Regions from separate parts of the Homo sapiens genome. Here region 2 is linked to region 1. Evidence: chromatin loops called from intact Hi-C (ENCODE). Cell type or tissue: heart left ventricle. All regions are shown on one strand. Links, peaks and the distances in the headings refer to the core of each region. The heading gives the core; the rest is flanking DNA. Region 1 overlaps LINC01794 (long intergenic non-protein coding RNA 1794). Region 2 has its middle 36 kb from the start of SLC8A1.

What was found. A loop is a pair of places that touch in the nucleus more often than their neighbours do. Peaks named below come from ENCODE experiments on the same cell type or tissue, not always from the same donor. Only the 100,000 strongest peaks of a DNase experiment are listed, where the experiment ranks them.
Region 2: it touches region 1 in a loop (4-fold over the local background); 10 of 110 quality-filtered maps call a loop at or near these places.

What each region holds. Positions count from the first base shown.
Region 1 is chr2:40,754,982-40,764,526 of GRCh38, reverse strand. It overlaps LINC01794 (long intergenic non-protein coding RNA 1794), which reads right to left. Exons shown (of 4, transcript NR_183396.1): 3 at 9,308-9,389; 4 at 1-270. All of the region lies in intron 2 of LOC105374497 (a long non-coding RNA gene), which reads left to right. Among named protein-coding and RNA genes, the nearest start is that of LINC01794, 13 kb to the right of the region's middle. In heart left ventricle, for the core only: a CTCF peak has its summit at 4,275; no DNase peak of the experiment used is centred there; H3K4me3 peaks cover 612 bases; H3K27ac peaks cover 279 bases.
Region 2 is chr2:40,483,529-40,493,073 of GRCh38, reverse strand. It overlaps a transcript of SLC8A1 not described here. Among named protein-coding and RNA genes, the nearest start is that of SLC8A1, 36 kb to the right of the region's middle. In heart left ventricle, for the core only: a CTCF peak has its summit at 4,876; no DNase peak of the experiment used is centred there; H3K4me3 peaks cover 3,484 bases; H3K27ac peaks cover 3,385 bases.

The DNA.
Region 1 (9,545 bases), core at 984-8,983:
TAAAATCTTAGTTCACTAGTATCCATTTCCTTGATTTAATGAAAAATATTTTGCTGTGGGCATTGTCTTCACAAAGGGACATGGTCTTGTCCATGGCCTAAGATTTTATCTGCCAAAGTTTGCATGTTGAGACTTCCTCATATGTTAGCCACATAGTAGGATACAGACTGTTTCTGGTATTTTCATCACCTTTTCCTTGTAGATTACCCCCCAAAATCAGCAACTTCAGCCATCCAGATCACGCACCTTCTGAAAAGAACCAAAGTTGCCCTAAAGTACAATTAATAAAGACATCTGGATTAGTATTTCCTTCTAGAGAGCTAAAATATTCCCATAGTACTTTTCCTGATTATTCCATGTGATATATATTTAGAATTTGCTCTTTGTGATGAAGAGATTTTTATGTTCCAAAATCAACTTTTCTCCAAGGTAGTTTGCTATTGTCCAATATAAACTTTTAAACACACACACACACACACACACGCACACACACAGACACCAATATCCATACTTAAAATATTGTTTAAAGTTTCTGTTACCTTTGCAAAGCAGATTTGGGATTATTTTTACCAGCTATTTCCAACCACCTATTAGAGTACCTAATATGGTTTGGCTGTGTCCCCAACCAAATCTCACCTTGAAGTGTAATAATCCCCACATGTCAAGAGCCGGGCCAGGTAGAGATAAGTGAGTTATGGGGGTAGTTTCCCCATACTGTTCTCGTGGTAGTGAATAAGTCTTACATGATCTGATGCGTTATAAATTAAAGTTCCCCCGCACAAGCTCTCTTGTAAGACATCCCTTGCTCTTCCACCATAATTGTGAGGCCATCCCTGCCATGTGGGACTGTGAATCAATTAGACCTCTTTCCTTTATAAATTACCTAGCCTTGGGTATGTCTTTATTAGCAGCGAGAGAACAGACCGATGCAGTGCCCATGTTAAATTTTCAGGTAAGAAATTTGCAACTGTGGGAAGGTTTCCCAGAATGGTAAAATTAGACACATAACCAGATCACTATTTCCTAACATGGTTACCTTTGGCTATATTTCCCTCAGAAAGGAATCTGTTGAGACCATTTGAGGACATTAAAAGAAGAGATTAAATTTTAGCCAGACACAAGTTTTCTCCAGGAGACATCAAGTTTTATATAGTCCCTTACTGATAATTTATGACAGTTTCCTCCATGATTTAATATCTCCATTCCATGAGACATGGCCTGGTTGCTGAAACCTAAACTACCTTCAATTATCAATGTGTTAGGCCTAGAAACTCCATATGTATATAAACACATGCCCACACACATATGTATATATGTGCATATGTATGCATCTGTTTCTGGAGTTGTAACGTGCTTTCTATATATGTAGTTAGTATATCAGTGATGATGAGATTTAATTTCTGGTTTATCTGAGACTTCATAATAACCAGTAATATTTTACTGACATTCAATTATGCCTTAAAGTGAACTCAGTAGAACTAGTATTTCGGTGAATAAGTCATAGAATCGGGCCCACTTTGAATCTTTACCGCTTACTAGCAGTATTGTAGAGTTAAGAATTTAAGTTACCACTTCAATATGGAGAGAAAATATATCTGCTTCACTTCTGTACCTCATTGACATATAGTAATGAATCAAATTTTAACTTTTTCTCTAATTATATCTTATCCTTTCATTTTTAAGTTTCTTTTGATTTCCAACAATTCCTATTCTGAAAGTATAATTGACAGTTTAAATTTCCAAGTCCTATTAAGGCTGTTTTACCCACACTTTTCCTTTTTAAGACGACATCTTGGAATAAGATGGCATGGATGTCACCATGAGATTGGGGTTAGTGGTTATCTTTGTCTCATGCTGGTCCTTGGGTGGCTCTCCACTGGCTGTGTGGAGGCTGGTATACCCTAAGATGAGGATAGTCTGTTCATATCCACAAGCATCCTACTAGTATGCATTAATGAGTTCTGTCCTCCTGGCCTAGCCACAATCCTATAGCTTTCCCTCGATGACTTATTCTCACTGAGGCCCAAGGAACTTTTCCTGAATCATGACTGCAGGATAAATGAACCTTCTCAGTAGCCCTTAATATTCAAGATCCTTTGCTCCCACAGTGATAGCTACTAGATGTTCAGCTACTTTTTTATACTCTCTTCTAGAAAATGTAGGAATCTGTGGGTTCCTGTAAGGGTATATGGCTACAGTACAGCTTAGGAATGCCTTCCCGTGTTCATTTATTCTTTCTCTGCTCTTTCTCTGTCATCTCCGTATTGGCACATGACAGTGTGCACGACCATTTCTTCCCAGGTGGCCAAATGGTGGACAAGGATAAACTATCCTTGATTTCAGCTTTCTCTCTAAACCTATTCAATAAGCTTTCCTACTCTAAGAACACAGTTTGGAAAGAGGCATTTCAGATACAGAGTCCCATATCTCTGATTTCTTTCATCTTATGTGCTTTGATGGACAGAAAGTGCAAGCTTCACATTTTCTCTTCCTGTCTAGTGTAATATTTACTTCTTTCTAAAGTTTCTTAAAGTATATAATGTCTTATGGGGCAATGAAAGAAACTAGATCTCTTGGGTTAAATTTCCAAGGAACCAGGATCTGATGTGGAAATATGTATGGAAGAGAGTTACTCGGGAGTCCTCTCAGGGAGAAAATTCAACATCTACTACTAACAACAAAAAAAGGAAAGAAGGACATCAAAATAGTAAGAGAAGGAAACTTCCTCAAACTCAAAAAATGCCATCCATAAAACTCAAAAATAAGAAGAGAAGGAAATCAAAATGAGAAGCAAACTTCCTTAAACTATAAAAGGGCATCCATAAATCATATATCTGGCATCATGCTTAATTTGGAAATAGTATGTTCCTCTGAGGTGATGAACAAGTCACGATATCAACTATCTCCAGTTCTAGTGCACAGTGTGCTGCAGATTTAAATTTGTAGGGTAAAACTAAATAAGTAAAATAAAATAAAATGCATCCAGATTAAAAAACAGAAGAAATAAAATGCAGATCCATGTTCCATGTACAGGAAGCACAAGATTTCAATATTGACCCTTACCTCACACCACATTCTATAATTAATTTGCAATGGATCATATAGTACCTGTAAAACATTAAAAATTTTCTAGAAGGAAATATTTGCAGCCTTGTATAGGCAAAGATTTCTAAGGGCACCTAAGAACAAAACATAAAAGAAACTTCGATAAAATGATTATTATCAAAATTAAAATTTTTTCTCCTATAAAAGTCATATTAACAAGTCTGCAATAGAATGGGAAAACTATTATATATATAAAAATATATAAAGCGTTATATCCAGAACATATAAAGAACTCTTACAACTCAATAGGAAAAAGTCTAGTAACTCAAGAACGTTACTATGTCTCACTAGGTCAAGCTCCTCATGACCACAGATTTAAGGAAATGTATAGTTGCTTAAATGTTTATAAGTAAATGTGTTATAGTAATCATTCCACTAATTCTATCTCTTTGCATAAAATTCACAGTTTACAAACCAAATAAAGTAAATTAAAGTTAGTTTTGCAATAACTGAATTATAGAGGATTAAGAATTGTCATTTTTCATTTGGAAGGGAAACTTCAGAATTTAATTTTTTTTTTACATGTCATATATGTGTGCTAGAACAAAAGGAGATCTGGGAGGTGGGAGGTTCTTACTATTTCCATGACTGTGCGTAGGTTAAAATTTAAACCTTTTAATTAAGGCCATGTCTCCTAATGGGCCAGAATTTTACAAGTGTAACAGTTTAAGGGATTTTGAGACAATTTTGCTGAATCCCAAGTAAGTACTGGCTCCATGAGTTTTCCTTCCTGCTCCTGCCATCCTCGACACTACAGGTTTACTGACTCCCCCTTTTTAGGGGAAATATTAATGTACTAAGCCGCTGGTAATTTCAGTGAAATAATACCTTTTTCACAACATATAATTTGGTTAGGCTGATTGAAGTCTTGAAACGCACTGAGTGGCATATGTGCTAAAAGACCAGGGGATGATATGTAGATTGTGATCTCTAGGCAGCTTGCCTTGAATAGCAATGAAAGGAACAGTAATGAGATTCCACGGGTACCTTGATCTGGATCTTGTCTTTTAATGATAGGCCACATTGGTTCTTCTTACTACTTAGCTTAGCCAATGCTAATCCAGTTTGTGGAGACAGTGGGGACAGAACATTTCAGATCTTCGTATGGGCTCTATTCTCTTATTTGTAACATTCTGGGTGGGGGAATATAACATGTAACCACTGGAGGACAGCAGAGAGCCAGGAGCAGATGCAGTGGTGCCTTGCATGGACACATTTGGAGTAGCAGTTGATGCAGTAGTCTGTAGCCAGTTATCACACCCCTGAACCAGGCTCCAACTTAATTGGAGAAAAGAAAAATACTTAAGTGCTATCCATAAAAGAGACTTAGAATGTAGTCCTCTAGCGTATCACGTCATTGGTATAAAATTTTGGATACTAAATGGAACAAGTAATACATAGAAATGGAAATGGTAAATGCTTCAGAATCAAACAAGTATTAATCTATTTAACACGTGTGTGTGTGTGTTTGTGTGTGTGTCTGTGAGATTTTAAACACCACTGCATTCAGACTAGCCAACAAACATTTCTTGAGTGGCTGCTATAAACCATGTACTCAGCTGGAATTTGTAAATAAGAAGATATAATGAAGTTCAGAAAAAGTTTTGAACAGAGAACTGCCATTATAAAAGGAATGTTTAAGGCAAATTCTCAAGGATGTAGAGACATGGCCTATAAATAACTTTAGCCCTAATTTAGACAGGAGTAGTAGAATGTGAAGATGTTATCACAATGCCAGTATTTAACAGAAAATAGGAGAGGTAAAGATAGACAATGAGACCTAATTGGAAAGGATTAAATGAATTGGAAGGTAAAGTATGAGAAGCATATCAAAATCAATACCATAAAATGCATCTAAGACATAAGGAGAGTGAGGCTAGGAAAACAAACAAACTAAAATTTTAAAATTCTGGACTTATTTCTAATGTTATTGGAATAATTAAATACTATTCCAGAAAAATTGAATCAGTAAATTCAAGAGGGCAAAACAAGGGTATATCACTTTTTAAACTAAGAGTGGGAGGAAAGAGAATAAAAGTAAAAGCTGACAACTACGGTTTCACAAGTTTGAAATTGAAAGAAGAGAAATAAGATTGCAAAGGGGGTAACATTTTTAGAAGAGAAAGAGAAAATGTATGAAACTTAGATCCAATCATTGATATGTGTCAAATACTTCAAAAAGTAAATTTTAATTTGTTTTAGAAATAGCAATAGCTAAAACTAAAACCAAAACAGAAACACAAATCATTTTCTGTTTGAAGCCATAAACAACACATTGGAAACTTGTGATAAAAAATCATCCATATAGATTCATATTATAATGAAGATCTTCTAGTACTTTCAATATCTCACTGGACAGAATCCAAAATGAGCCTACATTAAACGGAGTTTTGGGCTGTTACGGTTTACAGTAACAAGAAGAATTTCACTTCCTAATTGTGTTTGGTGAGTTGGATGTAGCCCAAGTAAGAAATGTGTTGGTGGAGTGCCTGTGTTCATTTCATTAGGCTGCTAGGAGATGTTATAAAAATGACATATTACATTTATATACAAGTGTTTTTTCCACAGAGCTCTAAGCACTGTATCTTTCTCTGAAAGTTCTGCATACTTATTAACAAGTACAATACTCTTGAGGGGAGAAGGTTATAGATATTATTTCTCTTTTTTGCTGGCAAGGGTACAAAGAAGCAATGTAATGTGTTCACAGAGACAGAGACAAAGACACAGCAAGACAGTACTTGATTAGCTTAACCTGTATTTATGAGACATAATTAGCGTGCCTAGTATCTGCAGGAAATGTGGCAACTAGATTGAAGAACTACCACATCCACCAATGTGAGCAAGCTATGGGAAGAAAAGATTATGTGCTCACAACTTCTGTAATACAAAACTTTATCAAAGGAAAAATCTTATGAGATCTATGCTGACCAAATAGAGTAAAAAACTGGAGTATTTAAGCAAGCATCATGATATACCAATTTCTATACACACACACGCATACATTATATATATATATAAAGTTCTGGGACACATGTGCAGAACGTGCAGGTTTGTTACATAGGTATACATGTGCCATGGTGGTTTGCTGCACCTATCAACTAGTCATCTACATTAGGTATTTCTCCTAATGCTACTACTCCTCCAGACCTCCATCCCCCAACAGGCATCAGTGTGTGATGTTCCCCTCCCTGTGTCTGTGTGTTCTCATTGGTTCAACTCCCACCTATGAGAACATGCAGTGTTTGGTTTTCTGTTCCTGGATACACCAATCTCTATGCATATCTTTTCCGGACTTTGTAACTAGAAAACATATAATGAAAGTCTAAGGAAGGGTTTGAAAAGGAAACTGGCATGAAAAGAAATAATTGAAGCAAATTCTCATGGATGTAAAGAAACAAACTGTTAATAATTTTAGTTTTAATTTGGACATGGTAGAAGGGTAGGCCTTCTTTGGGTTTAGGTTAACTAGTTTCAGTTATCAAATATGTTTTTAAAATGTATGTGTTGATTTTTTTCCCAGGAGCACAAAGAAGGTAGAAAAAGTTCATAAAATGATTGAATGGATTTGGAAACTCTTATATTCCCATTGTCTACACGTTTAATTATCAGGAAAAAAATATGTGTACAAATTCTGGATTATATTATAGATTTGGGAAAGAAAATCAAATACGAAAAGTAACATTTTATGCTTTTGGCAAACCAACTAGGTATTTAGTGTTTATTGTTTCAAGGTAGCTTCAATAGCGAGAAAGTCTCAGTGTCTTAATTCGCTGAAGTCCAGACATTCAGTAACTCCTTTGCCTAATCAAAATAAGTCAGGATTTATTTCAAGTAATATTTTTCATCAAGCTTTGATGTTCAAGAAAGGGATAGTCAACTTTAGAATAAAATCTACTTTATACTCAGTACTTAAATTTTGTATTACAATACTCAGTCTTTTCTTGGAAATTTCATTAACTTTTCTCTTAAAATCAACTTTCTATACTTTGATCATTCTGTGAGTATTATTCTAGATAAATCTATACCTATTTATTACAGTAACAGAGGCTATGATGATAAGATATGGAACCATCAAATTTTAAACAAAAGCAATGCTTGTGATGTAAAGAAGAGTCTTAAAAATCAAACAGTTAAATGAAACATGGTAACGTGCATGATAGGATATTACACAGCTATTTGGAAAATATGTCTCGCTACATTCTTTATGTAATGGAAGTGAATCTGATATAGTATTTAACAAAAAAGTAATATACATAATAGTGCCTACAATATGATCTAAATATTTATAGAAAAATGCACTAACAAGTTAACTTTTTAAACTGATTGATGAACTTATTGGTGATTTTTATATCTTCATTATAACGTGTGATGCATTTTCAAAAATTTCCAAATGAGCTTGTATTACTTTGTCAGGAAAATATGAAATAAAAGTTTCATATTTACATTAACAAAAAAATCAAACTGAGATATGCAAAAGAAAAATAATGCTGGCCTGGCATGCTGGCTCATGCCCAAAATGCCAGCACTCTGGGAGGCCAAGGCAGGTTGATCACTTTAGGTCAGGAGTTTGAGACAAGCCTGGCCAACATGCCAAAGCCCCATGTCTACTACAAGCACAAAAAATTAGCTGGGCATGGTGGTGCATACCTGTAATCCCAGCTACTCGGGAGGCTGAAGAATGGGGATCACTTGAGCCGAGATTGCACCACTGCAGTCCAGCATGGGTGACAGACTGAGAGAGGCAGGGAAGGAAGGAAGGAATGAAGGGAGGGAGGGAGGGAGGGAGTGGGGGAGGGAGGGAAGCAAGGAAGGAAAGAAAGGGAGGGAGGGGGAAGAAAGAGAGAGAAAGAAAGAAAGGAAAGAAAGAAAGAAAAAAGAAAGAAAGAAAGAAAGAAAGAAAGGAAAGAAAGAAAGAAAAAAGAAAGAAAGAAAAGGAGAAAAGAAAAAAGGAAAGGAAAGGAAAGGAAAGAAAGAGGGAGGAAGGGAGGAAGGAAGGAAGAAGAAAGAACAAGAAAGAAAAAAGAGACAGAGAGAGGGAGGGAGGAAGGAAATAAATCTGTGTTTGAGAACTATGATCTTTTTATCACTAATACCTTGGGATAAAACAAAGAATCATTTTGTGTGTTTCAGTGTTTGATAGTGTTGTGCTTCCAGCTTTAATATAATTCAGTTATGGCTTCCTTAATAGTATCAAACTGTTTTCTAAGTCACTAAAAAAAAAAAAAAAAAAAAAAACAAGTATTTAGTATAAAACGTTATTCAGGATCCAGACCTCCAATAAAACATTTTGAAGCATATATGGCAAATTATATCAATTGTGGCTATTGAAAGAGTGAAGTTGACTGTCATAGTGGCCAAAATCATTGACTCAATAGGCTAATAGTACTATCAAGATCTTCCAAAAAATTCTGCTGTTATAAGTCTCACTCTATTAATGTAGTTTATTTGCTTACTAAATGAATGTACAAATGGGTAAGCAAGATTTAATGCTGATTCTTTAGACCAAAAAAAAAAAAAAAGAGTTCAATTATTTTTCTGGAAGCAAAGCACACACAACCAAACAAATACCAAAAGTAGTCATTCAATTCTATCTTTGCATTAAAAAGGAGCTTTTGAATTTTATGCAATTTGGAAAAAAAAATGTCATATGTTCAGAAGAGAAATCCTCTGTATTCTCTGTTAATGAGAGACATTTTAATCGAAATGTTTTTCATAAAGTTCATCTAAATTAATAATCACAATATATTAAAGTATCCTTAAAGGTGGGAATTACATAGTTTTTAATATTTGATATTAATTAGTGATAACAGGCACTCTTACCTATGAAATCGTTACTGTGAATAAGAAACTACCAAGGGCTACGTGGCTTAATTGATATTCAGATACTCATCTACTTTTAAATGTTTTATAAAATTTCAAAATTTAAAATGTTTCAAAGTTCATCTTTTTGACCAAAAAGTTAAATTATAGAATTTCGTTTTGTGTAGAGATTAGGAAATATGCTATTTAGTCATCAGAAGAATACCATCGGTATGAAATACTTTGTAGTGTTAAGTACTATTTGTTATTAAATATACATTTTCAAAGACACATGTTGATTTATTCTCAGGTGCTCAGACAAGAAGGTAGAAAAAGATAATTTTTAAAATTTGAATGGATTTGGCAACTCCTATTTTTCCCATCAGTCTAAATGCTTACTTACCTTATTCATCCATAAACTGTCTTCATTCAGAAATCCCATGTTAAATACTGTGTTAAGTTCTCAAAATAGCTTCTCCCTGATTCTTCAGGATAAAAGGTATATTGCAGATGTCATCTCCATGGCAGATTTCCTGTCTATTAAACCCATCAAATGAAATCCAAGCAGTGATCACAGCCCTTTGCTCTGGCATAATCTTAAACTCCCCTTTGCAGGTGAAATGGTGGCCTGGAATGCAGTG
Region 2 (9,545 bases), core at 570-8,569, 270 kb after region 1:
ATTGTGAATAGTGCCACAATAAACATGAGTGTTCATGTGTCTTTATAGCAGCATGATTTATAGTCCTTTGGGTATATACCCAGTAATGGGATGGCTGGACCAAATGGTATTTCTAGTTCTAGATCCCTGAGGAATGGCCACACTGACTTCCACAATGGTTGAACTAGTTTACAGTCCCACCAAGAGTGTAAAAGTGTTCCTATTTCTCCACATCTTCTCCAGCACCTGTTGTTTCCTGACTTTTTAATGATTGCCATTCTAACTGGTGTGAGATGGTATCTCATTGTGGTTTTGATTTGCATTTCTCTGATGGCCAGTGATGGTGAGCATTTTTTCATGTGTTTTTTGGCTGCATAAATGTCTTCTTTTGAGAAGTGTCTGTTCATGTCCTTTGCCCACTTTTTGATTGGGTTGTTTGTTTTTTTCTTGTAAATTTGTTTGAGTTCATTGTAGATTCTGGATATTAGCCCTTTGTCAGATGAGTAGGTTGCGAAAATTTTCTCCAATTTTGTAGGTTGCCTGTTCACTCTGATGGTAGTTTCTTTTGCTGTGCAGAAGCTCTTTAGTTTAATTAGATCCCATTTGTCAATTTTGGCTTTTGTTGCCATTGCTTTTGGTGTTTTTGACATGAAGTTCTTGCCCGTGCCTATGTCCTGAATGGTAATGCCTAGGTTTTCTTCTAGGGTTTTTATGGTTTTAGGTCTAACATTTAAGTCTTTAATCCATCTTGAGTTAATTTTTGTATAAGGTGTCAGGAAGGGATCCAGTTTCAGCTTTCTAGATATGGCTAGCCAGTTTTCCCAGCACGATTTATAAAATAGGGAATCCTTTCCCCATTGCTTGTTTTTCTCAGGTTTGTCAAAGATCAGATAGTTGTAGATATGTGGCGTTATTTCTGAGGGCTCTGTTCTGTTCCATTGATCTATATCTCTGTTTTGGTACCAGTACCATGCTGTTTTGGTTACTGTAGCCTTGTAGTATAGTTTGAAGTCAGGTAGTGTGATGCCTGCAGCTTTGTTCTTTTGGCTTAGGATTGACTTGGCGATGCGGGCTCTTTTTTGGTTCCATATGAACTTTAAAGTAGTTTTTTCCAATTCTGTGAAGAAAGTCATTGGTAGCTTGATGGGGATGGCATTGAATCTATAAATTACCTTGGCAGTATGGCCATTTTCATGATATTGATTCTTCCTACCCATGAGCATGGAATGTTCTTCCATTTGTTTGTATCCTCTTTTATTTCACTGAGCAGTGGTCTGGGATGCAAGGCTGGTTCAATATATGCAAATCAATAAATGTAATCCAGCATATAAACAGAACCAAAGACAAAAACCACATGGTTCTCTCAATAGATGCAGAAAAGGCCTTTGACAAAATTCAACAACTCTTCATGCTAAAAACTCTCAATAAATTAGGTATTGATGGGACGTATCTCAGTAAGAGCTATCTATTGCAAACCCACAGCCAATATCATACTGAATAGGCAAAAACTGGAAGCATTCCCTTTGAAAACTGGCACAAGACAGGGATGCCTTCTCTCACCACTCCTATTCAACATAGTGTTGGAAGTTCTGGCCAGGGCAATTAGGCAGGAGAAGGAAATAAAGGGTATTCAATTAGGAAAAGAGGAAGTCAAACTGTCCCTGTTTGCAGATGACATGATTGTATATCTAGAAAACCCCATTGTCTCAGCCCAAAATCTCCTTAAGCTGATAAGCAACTTCAGCAAAGTCTCAGGATACAAAATCAATGTACAAAAATCACAAGCATTCTTATACACCAATAACAGACAAACAGAGAACCAAATCATGAGTGAACTCCCATTCACAATTGCTTCAAAGAGAATAAAATACCTAGGAATCCAACTTACAAGGGACGTGAAGGACCTTTTCAAGGAGAACTACAAACCTAAGCTTCTTTGACTATAAAATAAGAGCTTGAATTAGATGACTTCCTAAGGCTTTCACAACTGTTAAATTGTAGATGTAGGAGAGAAACAAGTAATGTTTTCAAATATTGGCCTTTTTATAGAGAGAGAGACACTTTCGTGTTGGTTTTAACATTCTTACGTTAAAGGAATATAAATTCCATAGAAGGTATAGTGAATGGCCGGGTTTTTAAGTTGAGATTTCAGAAAATATTGCTTGTCAATTCTTCATTATTCCTGATTTGCGGATCTTTTTATTTTGTATCTCAGTACGATGCATATGATTCTCTATAATATAATCAGCATCTTTTCCCGTATGTTCCAACTGGATTTCAGTCATTATAAAACTTCACTGCACTTTATAATTTTTGATTCTTTTCACTAGTGTTATTAATACCTTGTGTTCAATATATTTGCCAAGTTGACGTTAGAAGTCTTTCATTTTGAGTTTTATTCTTGGACACCCCTGGTTATCCAAATAGATAGTTGTGAATCCACTACTCCTACCCATCCCCACAAATCATCTAAAAACATTATGATGTTATAGTCAACTTTGTGTCTTCAGCATATATGTAAAATTTTAAATGTATATAAGATTCATTTAGTACCTAAAGGACACTCACTTTTGTTTCCTCGAAACTTATTGAAATACTGGGTTCTTATCAGTCTTAAGTTAATATATTTATACTTATACAAACAAACATAGTTTATGCATTCCATATATTAGTGGAAAAGTTGGAGAAACAATTATAGCCTGTGAAATGAGGACTAAGTGATCTGAAAGCTATATGACAAAATTATTCTGTGCTTATTTCCTTTTGAAATACTAAAGTGTCTGTTTAAAATCCACATCAAAAATCAAAAGTTAAAACAGTAACAAGAAACTTATCTTGCCATGCTTTTTAATGAGTGACATGCTTCAAAGTCAAGTACATTGTATCTGCCCTTATAAATACGTGATTGTATATTCCAAATGATTGATGTTTAGATGATGCATAGCTTCCTTGAAAATAAGTAAGATATCCACGCAATTTCACTAGTTTCATGGTGGAAGAAAATCTTACATATGCTTAATGTCATTGAAATTGTCAGGAGTGTTTTTTGATCGGAGAGGGAAAAGATAGTTTTTGGTGCTTGTTTAACACAGATTTAGTGACACAATGTAAAAATGTTAGCAGTGTATCATCAAGTGAATGTAAGGGGGCTGCCTGTCTTCATATCAGGTTGTAAAATCTGACTAATGGCTTCTTAATAAGGGGACACTGTTTTGGCTTGGGGGGATTTAGAAAAGTGTTTTATTGGCTAAAGTTTGGGGATTGTTCCTGTGGCAGCAAACCTTCTGATCCTTTCCCATGCTCAGAGACTAACCCCAGGGAATGTGGTCAAGAAGCCACTTAATGGTTCTCGATGGAGCTGAAGCCTCAAGGTTAAGTACCAAATCTCTATCAAGGGAGAGAGCTGAGTGGGCCTGTTCTTTTGTCTTCAAGCTTTCTGCTATCTTCTCTCCTTCTCCAACTAAAGTGTTCTAATCCCAAAGTGAAAGTGAAACTCTACTCTACTCCCCTTCTAATAGTATGTCACAGTCCCGTTACACCAGCTGGGAAGAACTGCGTTGGTATCTCTAGTGAGTAACATTGAATGTCAGAAAAGTGAGAACAGACTTTTCGGTGGGTGAAAAGGCACAGACCGTGACCATGGGAAGAAAAGTTCCTTTCTCTTTTTTCTGCCTTGCACCCTGCTTTGTGTGGAGTCTATTTTTGATATTGTACCTCGTCTATATGGCATGTTCACCTTAATACATGTGTTTGCACGTATGCTTTTTGGTTTACGGGGCTCGTGTAATCCCATTTAAGCCTGGCAAAATTTGAGGTAGATTATACCTTTGTTTTACAGATTGTGAAATGGAGCAGACAGACTTGATTATTAATTATGTTTCTCTTATAAATTGCTAGCGATGTGTCACCTTAGGCAGGTTTCTCTTGTTCTGTAAGCTTCACTGTGCTATCTGTAAAACAGAAACTCAGACAGCCTCCTTGGGTTGATGCAACAGTTACATGACAGAATGTTGGTAAAGTAGTTAATGCTGTTCCCGACACAGAATAAGCACTCAATCAATGACAGTTCTTATCGTTAGAGTATGATTGTTGCTATAGTTAGGATTATCTTGTGGGACTCTGAAACAGATATTCTACTTCCAAATCCAACATAATTTCCTCTGTCCCAGGTATGTAGTTTCATGTAGCAGTGTAAGTCTCTCTCTCTGAAGATGGACATCAGTCACAGAGCATTTCATATGCTCTCTTCACTCCTACTGAACTATTTCAATAAAGATATTAAGAATTATAAGACATAAACACAGTCCTGAAAAATCTCAGACAAGCAAAGAAATCAAATTGCATATAATATTAACACGGCACAAAGAAAGAACTCATGTGAATTTAAATAACCTTTAAAATCCAAGACGATTTCAGGTGGGAAGAATTAGGAGATTCGTGGCTTAGTACAAAAATGTCTGTTTTTCTTTTTCTCCCCCCAACTCTTTGGTCACTTAAACACACATGGAGTTGGTTTTGCTCAAAAGCACACTGTCATATGAGACTTCCCTTTTAACAGTTAAAAGGGAACATGTTCATTTTCTCCACGTGCTAAATGGGCTTAAAATACACACATGCGTGCACACACACACACACACACACAAACTAGAAAGTGGGTAGCTTGGGAATCATGTTTCAAGAGGGTCTGCCTGCACATCTGTGAAATAAGATGAGAGAATACGAATGGGCCTGAATCTCCCAAATTCTATGGCACGGTAATTCCCTGTCATTTATAGTCTTTCACTAGCTTCCTTGGTGAGCTAGCAGGAGGGGAGAGGAGGATTATTCATTAAAATCCTTTACTTTTGTTTCAGTCTTTTTTTTTTTTTTCTGTCTACAGAAGGTGTCCCCCTTGTGGTTATAGAAAAAGCTGGACTGGCAGTTTATCTCATCTTGTGAAATTTCACACATGGACAAAGACTTTTAGTATTCTGTCTATCCACCTTTTAGTAGCTCTTGCTTCTAAAAGGGTAAACTTTTACTCAGATACTCATTTCTATCTGAAAGTTAATGCTAAACTCAAAGCCAGATATTCAGTCAGCTGGCTTTAAACTTTTTAACCCCACTTATGATTATTTTTAAAATTCTCTTTCCCTGTGGCTGGTAGTATCGTTTTTCCATGAAGTGGTATCAGAGATTAAATGGTGTTATCTGTCCATGAACAATTTACTTACTGGAGCATGAAAAAGTGATTAAGCATGTGTCTGTTTCAATGCCATGACTGACCATTAAGTTCTCTCAAGTATGCAACCCAGCTTGGCCTTTTCAGCAGCAGTGAGAAAACCAGTCTGAGTGAGCAGGTTCCGCAATGGGCTTCTTTCACTCCTGTTCCCCTCTCTTGGAGTCACAGTGAACACTAAAGTAGTGGGAGTAGACAGTTTTGGTTATTCTTAAGGAAGTATCTTGGTAGAGCTGCTGTTTCTCTGTTGAGTAGGAATTCACTATTTTTCCCCCGACTACTGTGTTAATATATCCAAATATCTTTTCCAAAACTATAGGATTAGTAAAGGTTTTATATGCCACTTTGATAAAATTGCTTTCACAAAAGCAGTTTTTAAGAAGACAGTTAAGAGCTCTGAGACAGTGGTTTCATAAAGGAAATCCAATTAGACTCTGTCTTAATTGTAGAATTTTTAAAAAAGAGAACAAGAGATGTGAAATATTCCTCTCAATCATCTGTCTTCTGTAACATACAATTCTAGAATTGTTAGGAAAAATGCACATTAGATACCAAAAGTGTTAAAATGTCAAATATTAAGGAGAAAAATCTAAGTAATAGTAAATCAGCAAAGTATGGATTTCTACATCTTACCGATTTTACCTCACATGCTACCTCCTCAGGAAGGCCTAACAGTATGATTTTCACCACTGCTGACTTGGTAATCAGGCACATTTCCTATACATACATATTATAGACTGAATAATTGAAAAATGAAGTGGACATTTAAACAATACCAACTTCTGCTCAAAAGGGATTCGATGCAACTTTATTAAAGGCAGTATTACATAAAAACATATTAAGCCCCGGTGTGTGATGTTCCCCGCCCTGTGCCCAAGTGTTCTCATTGTTCAGTTCCCACCTATGAGTGAGACCATGCAGTGTTTGATTTTCTGTCCTTGCAATAGTTTGCTCAGAGTGATGGTTTCCAGCTTCATCCATGTCTCTACAAAGGGGTGGGGGGAGGGGGGAGGGATAGCATTAGGAGATATACCTAATGTAAATGACGAGTTAACAGGTGCAGCACACCAACATGGCACATGTATGCATATGTAACAAACCTGCACATTGTGCACATGTACCCTAGAACTTAAAGTATAATAATAAAAAAAAAAAGAAATTAAAAAAAACATATTAAGATACTACTAATAGGAAACCTCATTAACATGGTGTGGTTAGACATATTTTCCCTTTTTCTACCCATTCTTTCTAACTTGTATTCATTGATATATTATCTGTGTGTTTTAAAAAATGTAACAATTTTAAAAATCAAATACAGAGTGTCATGTTTATAAAACACACTATGGAGTATGAAAATTATTTGTTAGAAAGAGGAATATATCTTATTGCCTAATGGCAGAATTGTGTTTCAGGGTACTTGATCTGATTAAGCATCCAGATCCAAGGGCATGCTGAAATAAGTTCTACTGTGTTTGATATTCATACTGAAGCAGAGGATATCAGTACTCTCTTTCACAGCATATTATTTCTTTTGTATCATAAGTGTATTTTTTCAGAAGACATTAATCATGTATTAGTCTGTTCTCATGCTGCTAATAAAGACATATCAGAGACTAGGTAATTTATAAAGGGAAGAGGTACAGCATAGCTGGGGAGACCTCAGGAAATTTACAATCATGGCAGAAGGCAAAAGGGAAGCAAGGCACCTTTTTCACAAGGCGGCAGGCAGGAGAACTGCTGAGCAAAGGGGGGAAAGCCCCTTATAAAACCATCAGTTCTCATGAGAACTCACTCACTATCACGAGAACAGCATGAAGGTAACTGCTCCCATGTTTCAATTAACTCCCACTGTGTCCTTCCCACAACATGCGGCCATTATGAGAACTACAATTCAAGATGACATTTGAGTGGGGACAAACCAAACCATATCACATCATTTTAATAAGTTTGTATAAGGGCAATTTATGTATCAATTTATTCTTTAAACAAATATTGAGTGTCCAATTTGACCAAATCATATATGGAATTTTCTACACAGTATTTTTTGAGCACTGCCAAAAAAAATGCTACATATAAAATGCCCTCTCTCTTTTGCTAGAAATTCCATGATTGGTGAAGTTTCTTGTTACTAAAGTTGTCTTCTTGAGGATTTCTTTGAAGTGGTAATTACTCTAGAAGGCAAGAGTTTTATCAATGAATAAAATATTTAAGAGTATTCCATTTTTAGTGTGTGTTTTCATCTGATGGGAGAAATCAGAGCAAAATGACCACAATGATTGTTGAAATAAAGATGAATTACAGAAAAGAGGGAAATAACCAGAGTGAGGAAGAACATATCACCTGGCTCATTGCTTAACATCCCCAGACGTTTAAAAGTAACTGGCAGTTGAGCAAGCAAGAGACATAGGGAATAGTCTTAAAAGAATAGCGGAAGGAAAAAGCATGTTGCTTTTATGATTATTTCCATGAGTCCTGCTTGTTCAAATCAGTTATTTTTAAATGCCCACTATTCTTTTACCTAGATATAAACCTGGCCAATAAGTAGGAAAATGTTGTTGTTAGGAGAAGTTCTACAATCGCCTAAGACATTGATGTAGTTCCAATTTAGAAAGCAGAATGTCCGGTTCCATATAATAATCACATTAATTTGATATATAGTTAAACCCTTTTCCCTTGACCCTGTTGAGGTTGTCTGCGGCGTGAAGGTGGAGGGGATGGTTGTTCTCTCCTTGCCTGCCTGCTTCTACTCCTCCTCCTCTATTTTTGCTAATCCAAGCAGATTGAATGTGGCTGGGGAAGGGAAAGAAGCAATAGAAATAAGAAAAGGCCAGCAAGCTCTTATTCTTTAGTATGATGACTTCTTTGAATTTAGCAGATGTCAAACACTTTCTTTTATAAAAATTTTCTTGAATTCTTCAGAGACTTCATCACGTAACATTAAATTAAAAATATAGGATGCAAGCAATGCATATCTCTCTGGCTTCCCCTTCCACCTCCAGCATCCTTCTGCTGAGATTTCATTACACATCAAGTGACCCTCATGTATAGAACCTAACATGACCCTCCACCAGCTCCTCTGTGTTAGTGGTCCACATCTAGTCCAAAAGAAGCACTTATCGCATCCTTGGAATGTGCCTGCAGTTGCTCACTTTAGTCCTAAATGCTGGCCTCAGCCCTCCTTTCCTTATTCCTTGCTAACTCAGCTGATAGTACCAACCCTCACGTTTAACGTTTCCGAAGGTAGGTCAAACACTGTTCCCCATATTCCAGAAGACACATTTCAGCCTCTCAAATTTCAAAGCCCCTCGCGTTAGATTCGGGTGATAGCAACAGGGAGTGCTAAGGGGTGCTATTTATGCGGAATCATCAGGAAAGGCCTCCCTGAAAAGGATACATAAACATAATCTATTGTAAAGATACGAGAAAGCTCACAGCATCCCTGAGAAGAGTGGAGCAGCAGGCTTGGAGCATGGGTAGAAACAAGGACAGGCAGTCAGATCACATCCATCACAGATCCCTGGGTGCTAAAGCTTGCACCACAGTTCCTCTGGCATTGGATAATGCCAGTCCTTCCAAATGGCACTATCATCACTGCAGTTAGCTGGAAATTGGATGTTGCTGCTGCTCCCACTACCACTGTCAACACAGTCTCAAAGGAAAAGCTGTAATACTCATCTGACTAATGATAGTGTGATTGGAATAATATTTTCTCCCAAAGGGACAGCCTGTGAGGGATAATTTCATTTGGATTCATTTTAACACATTTGTTTTAAAATATATAGTCATGTTATATTAGTCACAGTTATACCCTCTCTATGCATTGGAACCTTTTTAACAGAATGATGGTTGAGGTCAGCATTCTCAATAAAGATTTGTATCCATTAGGACTAAGTTCAGCTGCAAATGACAGAAACTCACAATAAATGCTTTCTAAACTAGATAGTGTTCTGTCTCTCTCTGATGATCACAATCTGGAGATAAGCAATTCAGGGCTGATACAGTGGCTTATAATCACCAGGATTTCTTTTATCTTGATATTTTGTCATTCTTAGTGTACTGTCTCGTGGACCATGATGGCTGCTCAAGTTCCAGCCATCAGCCTGAATTCCATCCAGCAGAAAAGACAAAGAGGGAAGAGAAATAAGCAAAGGAAGTACGTCAGCCATCTTTTAAGAAGGTTTTCTGAAAATTGCCACATGAGACTTCTGTTTATTTACCAGGCAGAACCTAGTCATGTGGCCTCACTTTACCGTAATATAATCCTTATTCTGAGCAGATAAAATTGAGGGATCTGTTACCAACAAAATACTGGACTAGAGAATTAGCAGTCTCTGTTAGTTTTTTCTTC